Regions from separate parts of the Homo sapiens genome. Here regions 1, 2 and 3 are each linked to region 4. Evidence: read pairs that join two places in POLR2A ChIA-PET (ENCODE). Cell type or tissue: HepG2. All regions are shown on one strand.

What was found. Peaks named below come from ENCODE experiments on the same cell type or tissue, not always from the same donor. Only the 100,000 strongest peaks of a DNase experiment are listed, where the experiment ranks them.
Region 1: POLR2A ChIA-PET joins it to region 4 with 6 read pairs; 4 of 35 experiments call an interaction of 5 or more read pairs at or near these places.
Region 2: POLR2A ChIA-PET joins it to region 4 with 9 read pairs; 1 of 35 experiments calls an interaction of 5 or more read pairs at or near these places.
Region 3: POLR2A ChIA-PET joins it to region 4 with 5 read pairs; 6 of 35 experiments call an interaction of 5 or more read pairs at or near these places.

What each region holds. Positions count from the first base shown.
Region 1 is chr17:78,599,592-78,604,591 of GRCh38, forward strand. No RefSeq gene overlaps it. Among named protein-coding and RNA genes, the nearest start is that of DNAH17, 25 kb to the left of the region's middle. In HepG2, no CTCF peak of the experiment used is centred here; a DNase peak (open chromatin) is centred at 2,210.
Region 2 is chr17:79,090,095-79,095,094 of GRCh38, forward strand. It overlaps RBFOX3 (RNA binding fox-1 homolog 3), which reads right to left. Exons shown (of 15, transcript NM_001350451.2): 14 at 4,357-4,435; 15 at 1-791. The coding sequence ends at 789. Among named protein-coding and RNA genes, the nearest start is that of ENGASE, 18 kb to the left of the region's middle. In HepG2, CTCF peaks have their summits at 615 and 3,268 (motif pointing right); a DNase peak (open chromatin) is centred at 592; H3K27me3 peaks cover 4,373 bases.
Region 3 is chr17:78,647,584-78,652,583 of GRCh38, forward strand. LOC124904066 (a long non-coding RNA gene) reads right to left here and starts at 1,292. Exons shown (of 2, transcript XR_007065922.1): 1 at 1,197-1,292; 2 at 1-314. In HepG2, a CTCF peak has its summit at 2,656; a DNase peak (open chromatin) is centred at 2,838.
Region 4 is chr17:78,745,885-78,750,884 of GRCh38, forward strand. The region is part of intron 1 of CYTH1 (cytohesin 1); the gene reads right to left. Among named protein-coding and RNA genes, the nearest start is that of CYTH1, 34 kb to the right of the region's middle. RefSeq lists enhancers at 3,030-3,089, 3,150-3,219. In HepG2, no CTCF peak of the experiment used is centred here; DNase peaks (open chromatin) are centred at 977, 2,437 and 3,037; H3K4me3 peaks cover 1,304 bases.

The DNA of each region.
Region 1 (5,000 bases), 150 kb before region 4:
GACCATATGGTGCACAACTAGAAAGCTCTTTTTGTTCATGGCAGCAGCTACCAAAATATCCCAGAGGGGAGAGCTAGCCCCCCCCACCTCCAATCTCACAGCCAGATGATCATAAAGCAAGGCTCGGAGCAGAGTCTACCACACAAAATGGCATTTATTATACAAACAGTAATCAGCAGAGCAGGCACCAAACATTCATATGTCCTGCAAGCATGACCGACATCTAAAGTTTGTCCCATAGGTGCCCTGAAAGTGCACATGGGCACCCAGCAGGATCTCCTTTTTTTTTTTTTTTTTTTTTTTTGAGACGAAGTCTCACTTTTTCACCCAGGCTGGAGTGCAATGGCACAATCTCAGCTCATTGCAACTTCCACCTCCCGGGTTCAAGCGATTCTCCTGCCTCAGCCTCCCAAGTAGCTGGGATTACAGATGCCCACCACCACGCCCAGTTAATTTTTTGTAGAGACGGGGTTTCACCATGTTGATCAGGCTGGTCTTGAACTCCTGACCTCAGGTGATCCACCCACCTCGGCCTCCCAAAGTGCTGGGATTATACTGCAATCTCACTGCCTCTGGTCAGCGTCATGCTGTGGGAATCCCCCAGTACCCCTGGCTGGACAAAGGACCTCCTAGGACTCCTGCTGCAGCCACCCCTAAGGGGTGAAGGGTGCAGGCCGGGGGGACTCTTCCACCCTGTCTGCGCAGGGGCAGGGAAGGTCTCCAAACCACAGCGGACTCACATACCCTGGTGGTCATTAGCCAGTCTCTAATCTCAACAATAGAAAAGAAGCTATTTTTGACACCCTTTTGGCAAAGTGCCGGTTGCAAATGGGGATGCCAATAGCAGGACTTGTAGTCACCACCTCGAGAGGGTGGCTCTTTCTGATAAAACGCCGGCTGACCACCTGGCCTGTGCCTATGAGAGTGCAAGTAAGTCAATGACTAATTCGTCAAGTTAAAGCTTCAACCTTCTCACATACATGACATCACACTAATGATGGTGGGGTGTTTTCGAGTGAATTACAGACATTGTAATTGACACATTTAATTTCTTACAGTCACTTTCCTCCTCTGCCAGCTATTCAAGCCAAAAAGCGAATCTACTGTGAATTTTAGAATGACTGCCAAGAAACACAAAAGTACAGCCCTGGAGACAATCATGGAGATGAAATGAAATCATAAAATACATAGTCTGGGCCAGGCGTGGTGCCTCACACCTGTAATCCCAGCACTTTGGGAGGCTGAGGCAGGCGAATCACCTGAGGTCAGGAGTTTGAGACCAGCCTGACCAACATGGAGAAACCCCGCCTCTACTAAAAATACAAAAATTAACCGGGCACGGTGGCACATGCCTGTAATCCCAGCTACTTGGGAGGGTGAGGCAGGAGAATTGCTTGAACCAGGGAGGTGGAGGTTGCGGTGAGCCAAGATTGCACCATTGCACTCCAGCCTAGGCAACAAGAGTGAAACTCTGTCTCAAAAAATAAATAAAAATAACCTAGTCTGAAAGAAAGCAGAGAAACAGGGGAAGCGAATGAGAGATGGATGGAACAAGTTGAAAACAAATAGCAAGACAGTAGGTTTACATTCATTCCTATCAATGATTACATTACACAGCCAGGCCTGAGCTGAGAGTGAAGGTGGGGGTGGAGGTGGGGGTCGGGGAGGAGAGATGGGGATGAGAATGAGGATGAGGGAGAAGCTCTTTAGCGGGTGAGAGACTGAAGTTATGATTTAGACCTTTGGACCTTTTTAAAATCATTATTATTATTATTATTATTATTATTATTTTTGAGACAGGGTCTCACTCTGTCACCCAGGCTGGAGTGCAGTGGCATGATCACGGCTCACTGCATCTGTGACCTGCTGGGCTTAAGTGATCCTCCTACCTTAGCCACCTGAGTAGCTGGGACTGCAGGCATGCACCACCATGCCCAGCTAATAGTTTAAAATTTTTTTTGTAGAGACGAGGTCTCATTGTGTTGCCTAGGCTGGTCTCAAACTCCTGAGCTCAAGCAATCCTCCCACCTCAGCCTCCCAAAGTTCTGTGATTATAGGCGTGAGCCACTTCATCCGGCCGACCTTTGGTCCTTTTAATGCCCAAAAATGAGAAATCCTGTGAAGAAACCCACATAGCTGGGAACCTGCCCAAGGTCACACACAGCTTTACTGAAATGGCATCACAGCGAGAACCTGCGAAGGTCCAGGTCGGGAGATTCCAGCGTCATGACCAGGCTTGGTGCTGAAGGACACCCAGGGGCCCACCTTTCTCTGATTCCTAGTAAGGAAAAGTACAGAGTGCCCATGAACTCCAACTTACAAACAGCTGAAAGTCTCCCCTACAAGGCAAATAGAAATGACTGCTGTCAGCAGCAACGCTGATCTAATAGCAACTACATCTCTGGATTTGCAAGACAGATGACACCTGGGGGTTTTAAAGATGGACTGTTTATGGGGTGCGTTCATTCATCACTGTTTCTTCAACACATCACCAACTGCTTGTGAGGTCCTGGGCTGGGGGCTGGGGGAACTTGTTTCTGAAACCCTAAGTGTGTTTATAAAAGAGCAGGAATGTGCCTGCCTAGGGTGGGAGAGGATGGGGCTCCCCAAAGTCATCCAGCTCCGTCTGCTCTTTGTCCACGCAGGTGTCTCACATGCTGGTTCTGACAGTTGTTTCCATGATAGAAGGAATGCCTGGACGAAGGAAGCTTTTCCCCCTTGGAGACATCTAAGCCTGTCTTGAGGGCCCGAGGCATTTGGCTCAGCTCCCTCTCCCAATATGCATGTTGCCCACCAGGGACTTCAAAATCTGAGTGGGGGCAATGCTGGCTCCCAGGCCCCTCCCAGGACCCCTTCTCATCCACCCCGACAAGGTTGAGCAGCCGGGGATTTGCAGAGCCGCAGGGTCTACAGGCGAGGAAGACACCCATGAGCTTCATTAGGGCAAAGGCTTTGCTCCCTCTTGAATCCTGGCACCTGCCACAGTTCTTGGACCAGAGCTGGCTCAAGAAATATTTGTACAATGAATTAATTATTAATTAACAAAAGGTTATGCAGAAATCATGACTGAAACCTAAAAATCCATTTACACTGTGAGGGGTCTACTCACCCACCCAGGAACACTCCACGTGGAGGGGCACTGTGGGCTCCACAGCAGGGAGGGAGCACGGAGGCCAGCGAGGCCCTCGCCTGGGGTGCACAATTGAAGGGGGCCCCCAAAGCTCAGTGACAGAGATAACTCATATTTAAATGCAATATTTGAAGAAAACCAAATTTAATGCAAACATTCATGATAACAAAATATCCAAATTTGCCATAAAGACAGGATTAGCGATAGTGCTGTAGCCGATATTGGAACCAGAGGCAAAAGGAAGAATCGGTCACTCTGGCCCAACCCCTTGACTTCCCACTGATTTTGTGCCCAAGGAAAAATTGCACCCACCTAGTCTTGGCACTGCTAGAAAAAGAAACCAGGAGGGCAGAGAAGAAAAGAAAACCCCAAACCTCCCTTGGCAACAGATGGCAGAGATAAGGGGCTTCTTAACCCCAAAGGTGGCGCTGGCTAAAAACAGGGACACACAGGGGTTCAGCAGAGGCCAAGGTAGATTTAGAGCTGGGTTGTTAGGGGTGCTTGGGGTGTATTCATCTGCTTTCGAATTTTAGGTCATGGGAGGCACTGAGGCCCTCTGTGCAGTGAGACCCATCAGCTCTGATAGCTGAGCCATCGCCGGATCCGTGGGACAGTTCCCATTCTGTATCACAGTGTAGCCCCGGATAAGTGCGTAGGAAGATGCTTGGGCAGAGGATGCCAGGAACCAGCACCCTGAGTGGGCCTCCCTCCCCTCTCAGTACCCCTACCTCCAAGCTCCCTGGCTTTTCTAGGCTGCCTGGCTATCTCAAACCGTGGAGGCAGAGAGCTCCTGGGGGTCATTTTAGTCCCTGCAGAGAGGACCGCATAGGGCTCTGGCAGTCACTATGGAGGCCACTCGGGAAACCCACAGTGTGGCCCTCCGTTCCCACCCAAGGGTGTAGCGCCTCCCAGCACCTGGGTCTGCGAGTCCTTCCCATTGGTGCCATGGTCTTTGGTGTTCCTGGGAACTGCTGTCCATCAGAGCACGATGCCGTGGAATTCGTGGGAACCCCAGTCCCAGGATCCTGGAGAACTTTCTCACTTAGTGCAAGAGATCAAGGCCGGGCGTGGTGGTGCACGCCTGGAATCCCAGCACTTTGGGAGGCTGAAGAAGGTGGATCACCTGAGGTCAGGAGTTCGAGACCAGCCTAGCCAACATGGAAAACCCTATCTCTACTAAAAATACAAAAATCAGCCGGGCGTGGTGGTGCGTGCCTATAGTCCCAGTTACCGGGGAGGCTGAGGCTGGAGAATCACTTGAACCCGGGAGGCAGAGGTTGCAATGAGCCGAGATTGCCCCATTGCACTCCAGCCTTGGGTGACAAGAGCGAAACTCTGTCTCCAAAAAAAAAAAAAAAGAGGTCGAGCACACAGTCGGGCCACAGCCAGACCCTATAGGACAACAGAACTCTGGCCCACCACCTCTGCAGCCATCCTGCCAAGCTGGCCAGGACTTGGGCAGGGACCACCAGCTTCCCTAATTTTTGTCCCTGTTTCCAACTCAGGACCAACCAGAAAAAAGCAAATACGTTCCCCTGACCAATCAAGGCCCGCTTGTAACCAGCCGCACGCCAGCCTCCCTGTGCCAACAGCCTCCAATCAGGCCCTCCGGAGCCTCCCCTCCTCCACCTGCCTGAGTCCCTCCCCAGCGCCAGCCTGGTGGCTGACTCCTTACCCTAGCGAGCTCTGAGTAGACAGCCTCTGCTTGTTCTCATCTGGGAAGTCTTCATCCATTTCCAGGAGAAGATGGAGCTGCTGCGGAGAGGCCACCCTCAGACAGGGCAGGCTTAGCTACTGTGGGTTTGGACCTGTTTGTTCTCTTCTCAAAGTCAAGACAACGCAGACATTTTGTTGTTGTTGTTCATTCTAA
Region 2 (5,000 bases), 340 kb after region 4:
GGCCAGGAAGAGCAAGTAAGTCCTTGGCCTCAGGGCCCACTTGGCCACACTTGGAGGTGTGAGGAGTGGCTCCTGGCTGGCTGGGCTTCCTTCGTCCTCCCATGGAGCGCCCCTGAGTCCTGGAGCCACGTCAGCCCTTTCTGTTGGGAGCTGGCCCCGGGGCTACTGTTGGACGGCTTCCTCGCCAGGCTGGGGGCACGGGCGGGACTGCCGGGCAGGAGGGAGGTGGGACGCAGGGGACGCGACAGGAGGGTGACGGGGCCCAGTGGAGCCCCTGGGATGAAAGCTGCCCGCACCCCTCAGCCCCGCCGGCCCCCTGGCACAGCTGGCCACAAAGATCAAGTCTTGCTAGCAGCGCCTGCCTGCTCAGGCCCGGGCCTGCTCCGCCGCCGCTGGGCTCCACACTGTCTGTCTTGGGAGTTGGGGGCTGGGAAAGGAAGACTGGATGGAAAACAGAGCCCCCCACGGGTCCCACAAGGGAGGCCCCTTCCCCTCCAACTCCCCCACTGCCTGAGACGGAGGGGCGTGTTCCCACTGTGCTGCCAGCCAGGACGCGGTGGGGCCGTCCTGTCCTGGGGCCGCTCCTCGGCGCCCCTGCCGGCGTGCTCCCTCGGTGCGGGCGTGTGGCCAGGACGCGGGACTTGGACTTGGTTGGATGCCTCTTGGTTTGGTTGGTTTTTTTTTTGTTGCTTGGATCTTAACATCTTTTTTTGTTTTTTTTGTTTTGTGATTTTTTTTGTTTTTTTGTTTTTGCCCTTCATGGTCCGAGAAGGAAACGGTGGAAGGTTTCACTACAACAGAAACAGAAAGGCAGGACTTGCAGCTTCTCGGGGGAGGCACAGCAGGTGTGAAGGCGACAGGACCACGTGGCACGGGGCCCCTGGCCTAAAGTCCTGGCGCCGCCACACCTGCCCCCCAGGTTTCCAGGACCCTCATCTTCCAGGGCTGAGTGTGGGTGGATCCCAGGATGGGGCCCAGGCAGCCCAGGATGGGAGGAGACACCTGGGGCCCTGAGGAGGAGACAGAGCTGAGCAGGGCAGGGTGAGTGGAGAGGCTGGGCCAGCACAGGCTTCGAGGCGGCCTGGATGAGATGGCAGAGGGTGATGGTCTGGCCACGGGAGGTGGGGGAGCCGGGCCCCCCACGGCAAGGGCCTGGTGGGCGGCAGGACTTCAGCCCTCACTGGTGGGGAACCCACACCCTCCAGCTGGCCTTCCAGCCCCAGGAGCCCAGCCGTGGCACACTCAGAACCTGAGGCTACTTTTCCCTGTCATGGAGGTACAGATCTGTGTGCCCCAGGCCAGTGCCAGGAAAGGACTGTGCCTGTCTTGGCTGGCTTTTCCTAGGCAGGCCAGCAAGCTGCCCACGGCTGTGCTCAAGTGAGGTCCCAGCCAGTGTCTCCCCAGAAGCGCCATGCACCGGGCTGGCCAGTCCCAGGGCTGAGGAAGGAGTGGCCCGCAGGCCACAGGGCCCTGCCTGCAGTCTCCCTAATGCAGGGAGGGGACTGACCTGGGGCTGACCGGCCTGCGCTCAGGGGAGGGCCTGAGCAAGGGTGCATTCTGCCCCTCATCAGCTCTCCTGCCTGCTGAGGACCCCTCCTTCCGGAATATACCCCAATAAAGACATTTCGAAGCTTGGGGACAGGGAAAGTAGGCTGTGCCTCCAGGACAACCCCCTTGCAAGGCTGGCCTGGCCTTGGCCCTGCGGTGCTAAGGGGCTCCCTGAGGAGCGACCAGGACGTGCCTTTCCACATTTCCACTTTCTGCTGCAGCAGTGCTAAGGAGTCGCAGAGACTGGCGTGACCACAGCAGTTTGCACACCACGCGACACGCTTGTGACTACGTCGGCAAGAAATATCGTCAATAAAATTTAATGAAAAATATTAGTTTCAGCTGAATGGGGCGAGGAGGGGCAGTGGCTACTCCTGTGGTTGGCTGGGTGAAGGCCTGCGGGAGCACCCTCAGGCCGGGGAGACCCACACTGGGTGCCTGGAGCCCCTCCCTCCCTGCGTCAGGGTGCTGGACACTAGGGCCATGGCACGGGGCTGGTCGGGTGGCTTTGGGGGAGGCCCTGCCAGGCGTTTCTGTTGTTCTGTGCAGCCTGGGAGGCCAGGAAATGTGGCTCTTGCCCTCATAGGGCGCTACCGCTACTCCCAGGTTGGGGGCTGCCTGGTCTCCTGGCCCAGCCTGGACCCCACGGTGTGCACACCGTACCTGCAATGGCTTGGGTAGTACAACATCAACAAAGTCAAAATAGGAAATCACGGTTGCAGACATACAGGAAAAACCAGGGTCAAAGACACACACACCAGCACAGGTGGGGTGGGGAGACCAACTGGCTGGAGAGAAATAATCTATAGATTTTAGAGTTGCAGGGGGCCAGCCGTGCGTGTCGCTGACCGGGAGGGGTGCACTGTCTTCTGGTGGCTGTGCCTGGTTTTGGGCTGTTGGGTTTGGTGTGTAATAGGCAGTCAGTGTGAATGCTGTTAGGGGCTGGGTCTCTTGCTAGTAGGGGGTGAAGCGGCTGTACCCTCCTCGGCAGAGGCTAGCCTGCAACATCAAAGATGAAAAACAGCCAATCAGTACCGTCTTTTGGAAGAGGGGAAAAAGCAAAAAGAAAAAAAAAAAGGAAAAACAAAAAGAGAAATAGCCAAGTCTCGATTTCTTTCCCCCTATATTCCTTGGGGAGAAAGGAGTTGGGTTGTCATGGCAACAGGAAGAGTAGGACCTGCCTCTGACATAGTGGTCTTGGGCCAGTGTGGGGTGCTCTGGGGTCATGGCCAACAGTGCTTCTAGGTCACAGCTTGAGTTATGTCTGGGTCACTTCTCTGGGCTCAGGCCTGGCCTCTCACTGTCCTTATGCAGAGGGGGGGTCCCAGCTTGAGCCCCACCTCCTCGCACCCCAGCAGGGTGGCACGGGGCATCTTCAGAGCACTGAGGGACCTCCTGGCGGGTTCCTGGGCCTTGGCTCAAGAGCCTGGGGCCACTGAAGCCAGCTACGCTGGGAGAGGCAAGCCTGCTGGGCATAGTGTTCAGAGCCTTGCTCTCTGGGGGGGTCTCTGGGTCCTCCTGGGCCCACCTGAGGCCCAGCCCTGTCCTACTGGGGAGAGCGGGTCCTGGATGCTCCAGCTCTCCCATGTCCTGGGCTGCCTCCAGTCAGGGAAGGCTCTGAAGGGGCCTCCCACCCTCCCACCACCCAGTTTTCCCAGAAAAGAACAACACAGCAAGTGCAAGAGAAGAAAAATTGGGGAAAAATAGAAAATCTTAAAAATACAAAGTGAAAACACAAGAGGGAACCCTCCGTGCGTTAATGAAAGCTTTTAGCTTGCAGCTGCACGGAGGGCCCAAGAGCCAGGGTATCACACCTCCATCCGGGTGGGGCCGCACCAGACCCGCGCCTGTGGCTGCCCACAGCCACCACAGGCTGCTGGGGGTGTCTGAGGCTCGTTAAAAATTGAAAAAAAAAAAAAAAATTGGAGGGAGTCATCAAAACCAAGAAAGATGGGAAAAATCCATATTGCCTCTGAACCTCCTCCCTCCTCACTCTCCCAAGATGTTTTCATCTTTGATGCTGGATGCCAAGCTAGCTAAAACCCGTGTTCACACCCCGGGGCTGGGGCCAGTGGGTACAGGAGGCAGGTGTCTGCTGGAAGCAGCTCTGGGTGCAGAGTGAGCTGGGCTGCACGTGTCAACAGCTGGCCACACACACACACACACACACACACACACACACACAGAGACACGCCACGCCGCGCACCTCCCCGCCCCGCCCCTTCCACCCCACAGCCTGAGGGAGGAGGCTGGGGCAGAGCAGGCACTGTTTCCCCAGGACGCCAGGAGCCCCCAGGAAGCCAGGAGCTAGAGCCTGGTGAGAAGCAACCGGTAACCCACACTCCCCTCTCGGATGCGATGCGAGGGGGCTGCAGCAGTGCGGGTGGGCCGTGGGTATGCGGTGTGGGCAGAAACAGCCCCGGGGCCTTGGGAGCCTCTGCTGGGAAGGAGAGGCGGCCCTGGTTTGGTTTCTGAGGTTTTCCTGGTGGAAATGGGAATGGAGGGGCCTCAACGGGACTTTATTATAGTGAGGGAGCTCAGGGAAACGGATCAGGCACATTGGGGTGCTTTCCAGAGGACCAGATGGTACGGTGGGCTGACCAGCCATTCAACCTGCTTCCCCGCAACTGAGAGGGCGTGAGGGGCCAGCCCTCCCCTCACCCTAACTCACATCCAGGCCGTGGTCCTTCCAAAGTCTCCGGGACCAAGGCATTGGTCAGAGGGCTCGGCCTCTCCCCCAAGGGCCTCACCACCCATGCCCAGCTGTTAGGACTGGCACCCAGGGCTGGGCGGGCCTGGGCTCCTTACCATGGTTCCAATGCTGTAGGTCGCCGCGGGCCCGATGGTGTGATGGTACGGGTCGGCAGCTGCGTAGACTCTGCCGTAACTAGGGAAGAGCGTGGGAGGGGGAGTGGGAGGAGGGTGGGGGAGGGGGGCAGGTGAGGGGCAGCAACGGCCTCCCACCTCCTCCCAGACACTACATGGGCACCCTGTACCGAGGTCCCATCTGCAAGGCACCCTCCCCTCCTGCAAGGCCTGCAAGGCCTACCCCTCCTTCTTGTTAAGAAGGAAGCTTCTGGAACACAACAGGCAACCCTCTCAATATGCCCACAGTGTGCTGACCCTGACGGGGTGGGGGGAGGGGGTGTGTTCCACTCAGTGCTACGTGGAGGGGGATGGTGTCCTCATGGAGCTCGTCTGCAGGGAAAACAAACTTCCACCCCAAAAAGAATGTGGTAAATACTGGGGAGGGTTTCAAGAGAAGAGAGAGGGTCAACGAGGAGGGACCAGGAACACTGCCCCCAAGAATGTGACACTTGTGTCCCTCACGACTTTCCCTTCAGCAGTTTGTCTGTGCAGGGAACTCTCAGCTCCTTAGAGAGCAGAGCTGGGCCACGGCACCCTGTACACCACACTTCAGGGAGATGGAGCCGGGGCTGCCAGGAGGGAGG
Region 3 (5,000 bases), 98 kb before region 4:
GTGGGAGGAGGAGAGGGCTGAGAAGCAGTGATCAAACGGGAAGAACAAGGCCCCGAGAGCTGACTTTGCCAGCACCTGCTGGGGGCAGTTTCATCCTTATTACCGCAGTGCTTTCCCCCTTCTGCCTTAAAGCTTTTACGTCTGGGTTTTCCAAGCCACCTCGATGGTGAAGGAGGCTCCGGAGGGCAGGGAGGGGGTCATTGCAGTTTCTCTTTCTGATGTAGAACAAGCCGTGGGCAGAGAGCCCAGGAGCTACATGGTGGGCACACAGATAATCAGGTAATGCCACCAAATGCGAGAGTCCACCAGGGATTCTGAAAAGTACAAAGAAAGGGTAAATTGCTGCTTTTTCAGAAATACACCCTACCCGCTCACTCTGCCCAGGGAAATGTAACATCAAGATGCAGAGGGATGGGCCAGAGGAGGGACAATTCCAGGGAGAGCCCCTGTCCCTATTCCCAGTGCCTGTCAACTGCCCACACTTTGTTCCCAACTGGCCCTTGCTGCTGTCACCGTGGAGCTGTGGAGTCAGAAGGAAGCCGGGCAAGGATGCAGACTGACATTAAGTTTTTTGTGACTGAGCTCTGAAGAGCATCTTAGCATCTGACCATTCCAGTGTGGAGCAGGGTTGACATGATAAGGAGTAAGAGAAAGATGGCCCGGACTGCAGCAAGGCCGAGGCTGAACACAGAATCACAGAGGCTCCAAGGCTGAGGTCAGTTCAGTTGGAAGGCAGATGCCCAGGGGCAGCCCCAGAAGATGCAAGAACACAGGCCTGCCAGGGCCACTGAGAGAAAGGTTTCTGGCCCAAAGACCTGCTTCCTGCCCACACCAGCTGTGGCAGCTGCTCTTCCAAGCGCTCTTTCTGCACAAGCCCCTCGAACAGCAAACAGCATCACTCGGAACCCTGTCCAAGAAATGCGGATTCATCATAATTGGTCAACCACAGCCACACTCTGGCAAGGGGCTCCAACCGATTTTCAAAGTGTTTTTCCCTAAATGGTTACTTGGATCAGATAACAGCTAGCTGGGAAGAAAACCCCCAGTCCCCATATATGCTCCCAGACATAGCTTAGAAATGTGACCTCCATCTCTTATTTTTATTTTCTTATTTGTGTATTCGTCTGTTCTCACACTGCATGAAGAAATATCCAAGACTGGACAATTTATAAATAAAAGAGGTTTAATTGACTCACAGTTCCGCAGGGCTGTGGAGGCCTCAGGAAGCTTGCAATCCTGGCTGAAGGGAAGCAAACATGTCCTTCTTCACATGGTGGCAGGAAGGAGAAGTGCTGAGCAAAAGGGGAAAAACACCTTATAAAACCATCAGATCGGCAGGGTGCAGTGGCTTACACCCGTAATCCCAGAACTTTAGGAGGCCGAGGCAGGCGGATCACGAGGTCAGGAGGTCGAGACCATCCTGGCTAACATGGTGAAATCCCATCTCTACTAAAAATACAAAAAAATTAGCCGGGCATGGTGGCACGTGCCTGTAATCCCAGCTACTCGGGAGGCTGGGGCAGGAGAATCGCTTGAACCCGGGAGGTGGAGGTTGCAGTGAGCTGAGATTGCACCATTGCACTCCAGCCTGGGTAACAGAACGAGACTCTGTCTCAAAAAAAAAGAACAAAAACAAACAAACAAAAAACCCATCAGATCTCATGAAAACTCACTATCACGAGAACAGCATGGGTGTAACGGCCCCCATGGTTCAATTACCTCCCACTGGGTCCCTCCCAGGACACGTGGGGATTATGGGAACTGTAATACAAGATGAGATTTGGGTGGGGACACAGCCAAACCATATCAATTTGTACATTGTCCTTCTCTCCCGTTCTAGTCTATACGCTCCATGAGGGGAGGGATTTTATTTTATTCACGGCTTTGCTGCCATTCTTAGAACAATGCCTGATACCTAGAAGGCACTTAATAAATATTTGTGGAAGAAAGGAAGAAATGACTTAACTTGGGAAATTAGGTTAATCATGATGTCATTGACAGACGAGGAGAAATTATTTTCAGGGAGATAGTGGAATTCCTTCTGGTCGTCAAGTCTTAAATGACAGAAGAATTTCTTAAATTCTCTTTACACACAGTGTGAAAAAACAACTATTGGTTGACGGAGAAGAAAGAGAGCTCTGGGAGGGACCCAACATCAGCAGGACTCTTTTTTTTTTTTTTCCTTCTCAGATCTGGCTTTGCAAAAAGTCACCAAAGTTAAAATGCACTAGTTCTTCAATCAAGTTTCCCTATATTTTACTACATGTTTATCTTCTTTTCTTGTTCCAGACAGGCAAGAACACCTTCACAGACTGCAAAGACATAAGATTTCTTTCAAGAGACATTTATGCAGGTGATAAACATAATTAAGCTGGTCATATATTTAGTTTGAGATTTTACTTCTCAGTTTGAGGTAGCAAGGGGCCCCCCTGGACTCACACGCCTTAGACCCCGTCTTCATTCTCAAGGTTTCTCCTGGAGGAAATGGGTTCCAGGAGGGGAGCTCCAGTGAGGGCGCCCCAGAGTCCAAGGCAGTTCAGATGCGCAGGCCCTGCCTTGGGGTCCTCCTCAATGCATTGCAGCCAATGACGGGAAAAAGGACTCTGCCCTGAGCCCTTCTGTGCAGGGAGGAGGCTCTCTGGGCTGCTGGTCAGCTGGAAACGGGAGGTCTTGCAGTAGAGTTTTCCCCCTGAGCATGGGGAGGAGTCCTGGTATTTGGGGGGAAAACAGGACTTCCAAATTAGAGCTCCCTAAATATTTCCCCACAAATGATCCTTTGGGAAATCACCTGACACTTCAGAGGAGCTTGTCCCTCTGATGCCACTTCTCTATTTACCGGAGACAAACATTCCTGCTTTCAAGGCTATTGACAGTGGCCACGTCGGATCTGTCCCGGAGTTCTGCTTCCAAGGCTGATGGTGTGTGTTAAGGTCGTGGGGTGGATGCAGCAGTCAACTGTGCATTCATTCAACAAACACCCAGCCTGATGCGTGCCAGGCACTGGGAGTGCCCTGGAGGTAAGAAGCACCTCTCATTAATTTATTCTTGTTCTTCCAAGGAAGCACTGGAAGCACAGGGGGCTCGAGCCCATGCTCCCTGACTATGCTTTTTAAACAGGACAAAATATGTTTAATGCTTATCAGAAAGAATAAATGTCTTAGAATAGCTAAGAACATTTAGAAATTGAGGAATAGCAAGGGAGGTTTCATTCACCAGCTATTAATAGCTCCTTTAGAAGCTACTGAAATGAAAAGAGTATTCTTGGCACAAGAAAAGAAGTAATTTCAAAAATGTATGGGAATTTAATACATGATAAAAGTGGTATCTCAACTGAATGAAAAAAGGAAGATTTAGTTAATGAATTGTGTTGGCATTATCAATTACCTTCCTGGAGCAAAATAAACTTAAATCCCTTCCATCTAAAAATAAACTTTAGATAAGTTAGAAATCTAAAGGTTAAAAAAATTAAAAATTAGAGGAAAATTCAGGGAATTATTAATATTGGAATAAAGACAATCTCCTTAAATAAGACACAAAACTAGGCCAGGCATGGTGGCTCATGTCTGTAATCCAAGCACTTTGGGAGGCTGAGGCAGACAGATCACCTGAGGTCAGGAGTTCAACACCAGCATGGCCAACATGGCAAAACTCCATCTCTACTAAAAATACAAAAATTAACTGGACTTGGTGGCAGGCACCTGTAATCCCAGCTACTTGGGAGGCTGAGGCAGGAGAATCTCTTAAACTCGGGAGGTGGAGGTTGCAGGGGGCCGAGATCACACCATTGTACTCCAGCCTGGGTGACAGAGGGAGACTTCATCTCAAAATCAAACAACAAAGAACACACAAAAACTACACAGGAAAAATGAACATATTTGATCCTATGAAATTAAAACTTTGGAAAACATAACAAATGTAATCAAAAGACAAATATTATACTTAGAAAAATATCTGTAGTACACATGTAAGCATAGGTTTCATATTACTTAACATAAGCACCTAAACATCGATTTTTAAAAAAGGACAAACCAATAGAAAAATAGTCAAAGGGCATGAATTGGCAATTCACAGAAAAAAAAATTTAAGTCAACATAAAAGAATATGCACCATCTCCAGGAGTCAGGCAGATACACATCCAAACTGCATGAGATATCATTTTCACTCTGTGGACAGAAAATATTTTACAAATATTTTCCCCCACACTGTGGTTTATGTCTGAGTCATTAATTTTTTTCTTTTATGAAATTTTTGTCTGTTCTCTAAGAAATATTTGCTTACTCCAAAGGTTATAAAGATATTCTTCTATGTTTTCTCTTAGAAGTTTCATAGTTTAAGGTTTGGAGCTAGGTCTATAATCCATCTCAAAATAATTTTTCTGCACATAATGTAGTAGTAGTTGAGGTTCAATTATTTTCATTTGTTGGCCGGGTGCGGTGGCTCACACCTGGAATCCTAACACTGTAGGAGGCTGAGGCAGGCAGATGACTTGAGCCCAGGAGTTCAAGACCATCCTGGGCAACATGGTGAAGCTCTGTCTCTACAAAATATAAAATTAGCTGGGTGTGATGATGTGTGCCTGTGGTCCCAGCTACTCAGGAAGCTGAGGTGGGAAGATTGATCACCTGAACTCATGGAGGTCAAGGCTGCAGTGAGCCATGATTGCGCCACTATACTCCAGCCTGGGTGACAGAGTGAGACCCTGTCTCAAAATAAATAAATAAACAAACAAATTAAATATTCCCATGTGTTTATTCCATTTTTCCAGTACTAGTTGTTGAAAAGTCTTTCCTTTCCCCATTGTATTGCCTTGGTGACTTTGTTAAACAACTGGTCATATATTCATATAATCTGCATGAAAGTCCTTGTCTGCCAGTCTTTACATCGGGTCATCTTGGGCTCTGTTTTTACTTGCTATTTTTTCTTGATTATGAGTTGCATTTTTGTGTTTCTGCACATCTAGTTATTTTGTATTATATATTGGAAAGTATGGATAATATAGT
Region 4 (5,000 bases):
TGTCTCAAAAAAAAGAAAAAAAAATTTCATTACCTTTTGAACATATATAGGGAGAGGAGAGGCAATTCATGTTCTACCCAGCGCATGTGCCAGTTCCTATGTGTATATTCACCAGTACTGATTTCCTGAAAGGGCTTTGTTAATATCAACATTGGTTTGCCCTTTGTCCACACACACTGGCTAATTTGAGGGATAGTGATAATAGGCTTCTACTATACAGGCAGACATAGGCAAAAAACTATATACACAATAAATAATAAGTAACATGCTAGAAAGTGATGGGTGCTATGGGGAAAAGAGAAGTATGTGGCAGGGGGTGGGGTCAGGTATTGTTAAGTTTTAAATAAGACGGTCAGAACAGGCATCACTGCAAAGATAAAATTTAAACCTCAGTTACTTCTTCCTCAACTCCTCCAAAAAAATATTCAGGATTCTCTTTTCTAAAATTCTGAGGTATACAAAATACATGTATATTCTTCTCTGAACCTCCTCTATTCCTCACCATGTAGACTAATGAAATTACGCAACACCTGCAAGATTTTATTACAAAGGCCACTTTCCCACAAGGAGACCCGAGCTCCAAGACCCACAGTGACAGTGCGGCGACCGAGTTTCCTACTTCCTCTGTCTTCCTAGGGTAAAAGTATCACTACATGGTAACCTGAGATTCTCTTACTTTCCATCTGAAAGAGCCTAACACTTTTAGAATGCCGACTCTCCCATTTTCTAGCTGCTCTTCACATATTGATTTACTCATCAGAGTAATAATTTGAAAGGCCAGGTGTGATGGCTCGTGCCTATAATCTCAGCACTTTGGAAGGCCGAGGTGAGAGGATCACTTGAGCCCAGGAGTTCAAGACTAGCCTAGACAACATAAACAGACTCCGTCTCTACAGAAAACTAAAAAATTAGCTGGCTGTGGTGGTGCGTGCCTGTAGTCTCAGCTACTTCAGAGGGCGAGGCAGGTGATGACCATCTGGGCTCAGGAGGTCAAGGCTGCAGTGAGCTGTCATCACCCCACTGCACTCCAGTCTTCGTGACAGAGTCAGACTCTGTCTCAAAAATAATAATAATAAAAGTGTACACTGATTTATTAAAAAAAGATTTGACTCTTTACCATGTGTTCATTCTAAATGATGTCTGTTGAACTGTGCCAAGCACTATGTTAGCCAAGAGCTAGACCTACAAAGGTCAAGAAAACAAAGTATCTCCCTCTTCAAAACACAAGAGTTCATTGGAGGACACAGGTAATGGCAGCGCCAAAAAAAAAAAAAAAAAAAAAAAAAGAAAAAACTACATGGCATGCTAAGGATCAGGCTCTGAAGGCCCAGAGTATGCCAGGCTCGTAGAGTAAGAATAGAAAAAGTCCCTGGGAGGGGTGGGAAGATAGTGGCACAGGTATACTAACGAGGGGAGTGACTTTTAAGAAAATGCACACTCTCAGCAGCATTCTCTGGTATTTAGGAAGAGATCTGGGGAGACTCAAATACTGCACTGCGGTCCCAATCTTGAAGGATCTAGAGGTCAACATCTGCGGGGAGGAGGCACTGTCTGGGAGAGGCAGGACATTTTTAGAGAATACTATTCAGTGATTTTAGCATGTTCACAAAGTTATGCAACCACCACCACTATCTAATTCTAGAACATTTTCATCATCCCCAAAAGAAAACCCCATACCCCATAGGAGTCACCCCCATTCCCGCATCCCCAAACCCCTGACAACCACTAATCTACTTTCTGCCTCTACAGATTTGCCTAATACATGGCCTTGTGTGACTGGTTTCTTTCACCTGGCACAATGTTTTCTATGTTCAGCCATGTTGCAGCATGTGTCAGAACTTCATTCCTTTTTATGACTAAAGAATCTTCCCTTGTAGGGACAGACTTCATCTTCTTTACCCACTCATGAGCTGATGGCATCTGGTTGTTTCCACTTTGGGGTTCTTATGAAAACTGCTGCTATAAGCACGTAAAATTTTGTGTTGTATAGGATCTTTAAAACTATATCTATGTTCCACTTTGATTAAAATAAATTTCACAGTATTTTTGGCCCTTGAGCCCCTATGCTCGGGTCCACTCTCACACTGTGGAGTGTACTTTCATTTTCAATAAATCTCTGTTTTTGTTGCTTCATTCAAAAAAACAAAATAAAATAAATTTCACAATATTTTCTACTTTTCTGAACCCTACCCATTATTCAAAGTCCAGCTCTGCAGCCTCCTCCCATCACATGGCTCTCTCACTGTCCGCCACTGCACCCCACACACCGGAAACAAACTAAAGATGCTGACCCACATTTGTGGTAAGTTTCACCTCTAAACATTCTCTGATTCTGAGAGCTACGAGTCCTATCATCAAAAATGAAAACTCTATGGAACCAGCTTGGCGTGGTTTTACTGGATCACTGAGTAGTCATGCCAGGTGTCCCGTCAGCTGGTGTAAGTATTGATCATCCTGCTGTGTGATTAACAAATAGTTTCAACACAGTCCTGGGTCAAAGGAAAATGTTTACACATCCAACAGGCCCAGGTTACTGTAGGGGACAACAATGCCTAGGTTATCAGGAAAGCTCACTGTTTAACTGGATTCAAGGAATAAATTATAAGCACCAGCCATTTAATGATAAATACAATTGATCTTTCTAGTACTTTTATTACTTGAGAGAATACAGGAGAATTGTCTGAAGAAGGGGGTAAGGGAGATTATTCAATTAATTCATTGGGTTTTCTGTATACTTCTAAACCAAATTCAGTTAGGAATTTTTACCAAAAAATTCCAGCCTTAATTCAAGGATGTTTATGAAAGCAAAGTTCTCTGATCAAATAAGAGTAAGTAAAAACGGGTGGGCGGGAGGAGTGTGCTTGCTTTTGTCCCTTGTTGCTTTGGAGATCTACTTTGATACAGGAGCACTGCAGATCCCCTTCCTGTTTCCTTTGCTCTCCTGCCTTACTAATTATATATCACCCCTTCCTTGCAAAACCACAAGACCAAATGTTACAAGTTACAAAATTGGTGTACTCCACCCATCCTTTACTCAGCTGACACAGAGCAAACTGAACCAGCGCGGTCCTGCCACAGCCCTGAAGACGGAACCATCACATGACAGAGGAGCTTGCGAGAAGGGCCCAACACACCCACATACTGTGTGAGGCAGAGCAAAGGTGGCAGCAGTAAGACCACCAAGGTCAGCCAGTCCAAACTTCTTGATACCTGTTATTGATTTAAAAACAAACTAGGCCAGGCATAGTGGCTCAGACCTGTAATCCCAGCACTTTGGGAGGCCAAGGTGGGAGGATCACTTGAGCCCAAAAGTCTGAGACCAGCCAGCACTTTGGGAGGCGAAGGCAGGCAGATCACCTGTGGTCAGGAGTTCAAGACCAGCCTGGTCAACATGGCGAAACCCCGTCTCCACTAAAAATATAAAAATTAGCCAGGCATGGTGGTAGGCACCTGTAATCCCAGCTACTCGGGAGGCTGAGACAGGAGAATTGCTTGAACCCAGGAGTCAGAGGTTGCAGTGAGCAGAGATTGTGCCATTGCACCCCAGTCTGGGTGACAGATTGAGACTCCATCCCCCCTACAAAAAAAAATTTAAAAATTAGCCAAGTTTGGTGGGTGTGCCTGTGGTCCCAGCTACTCAGGAGATTGAGGTGGGAGGATTGCTTGAGCCCACAGGTCAAGGCTGCAGTAAGCTATGATCATGCCATTATATTCCAGCCTGGGTGACAAATTGAGATCCCTGTCTCAAAAAAATAATAATAACAAATAAAAATAAAAAAATAAAAAAAAACCTAACTAAGCAGAAACCATTGTTTAAAATCTAATTATCTTGCTTTAGAAGGCAGGTGGTTTCAGAAAAAAAGAACTCTAAAACAATCTATTTTTGAAGTGTTTTTTTCCCAAGATTTTCTCCAAGCTTTTACTTAATACATTGTTCAGATGTTTCTCTGCCCTAAAAAAAAAATTCCCTTACAGTTCAAAAAATATTCCTAACAGGTTTAGAAGCAGTCCTCAAATTGCAGAAACTACTATTACCCAAAGAAATACCAAGTGCTCCTAAAATAATACCACATACTTATTCCACAAAATATTTCTTAGCCTGCTCCCTCTGGGTCTGAAAAGGATAGCAAATCAATGGCCAGGGGGTGAGAATATGCTTCTCCACGTGCCCAGAAGGAAGGGAACATGAGATATGGGTGCACAGAGTGGCATCAGCTACGGGAAGCTCATGTGGCATCCAGGCAAGTAATTCAGTGGCCTCCACTAGCACATCAGCAGCAGAGATGCAGAAAAACAGATTACTTCAAGATGCGTTTTGGAAGTAGAATAAACCATACTACTAATGAACTGGATAGGCAGAACAAGAGAAAGGGAAGGCTGATATCAAAACATTCAAAACATTTGATGGGAACACCTATGTGAGCGGATATGCTATTTCTCAGGTGGGGTGAATAAAGAGGGACACAGCACCAGGGGCTCTGCTGTGGCCATGCCAACTGTGAGAGACCCTGTAGGTATCCCCCAGGAGATGTCAAATGTGGCACTGGGATGTCACAGCCTGAAGTTTAGGGGTAGGAAGAGGGCTAAGCTATAGCTGATTCTTGCTATTCAAAGTAGTTATTGTTTAAAAAGTTGTTGCTGTTGCCGGGCACAGTGGCTCATGCCTGTAATCCCAGCACTTTGGGAGGCCTAGGCGGGTGGATCACGAGGTCAGAGTTCGAGACCAGCCTGGCCAGCATGGTGAAACCCCATCTCTATGAAAAATACAAAAATTAGATGGGTGAGGTGGTGGGCGCCTGTAATCCCAGCTACAGCTACAGGCAGGGAGTATTGCTTGAACCCGGGAGGTGGAGGTTGCAGTGAGCCGAGATCACACCAATGCGCTCCAGACTGGGCGAGAGAGCGAGACTCCATCTCAAAAAAAAAAAAAACAAAAATAGTCATTGCTAACACTGAATTGGAAAAGACTAAACCGTTGCTCCTAGGGGAAATACAGGTTA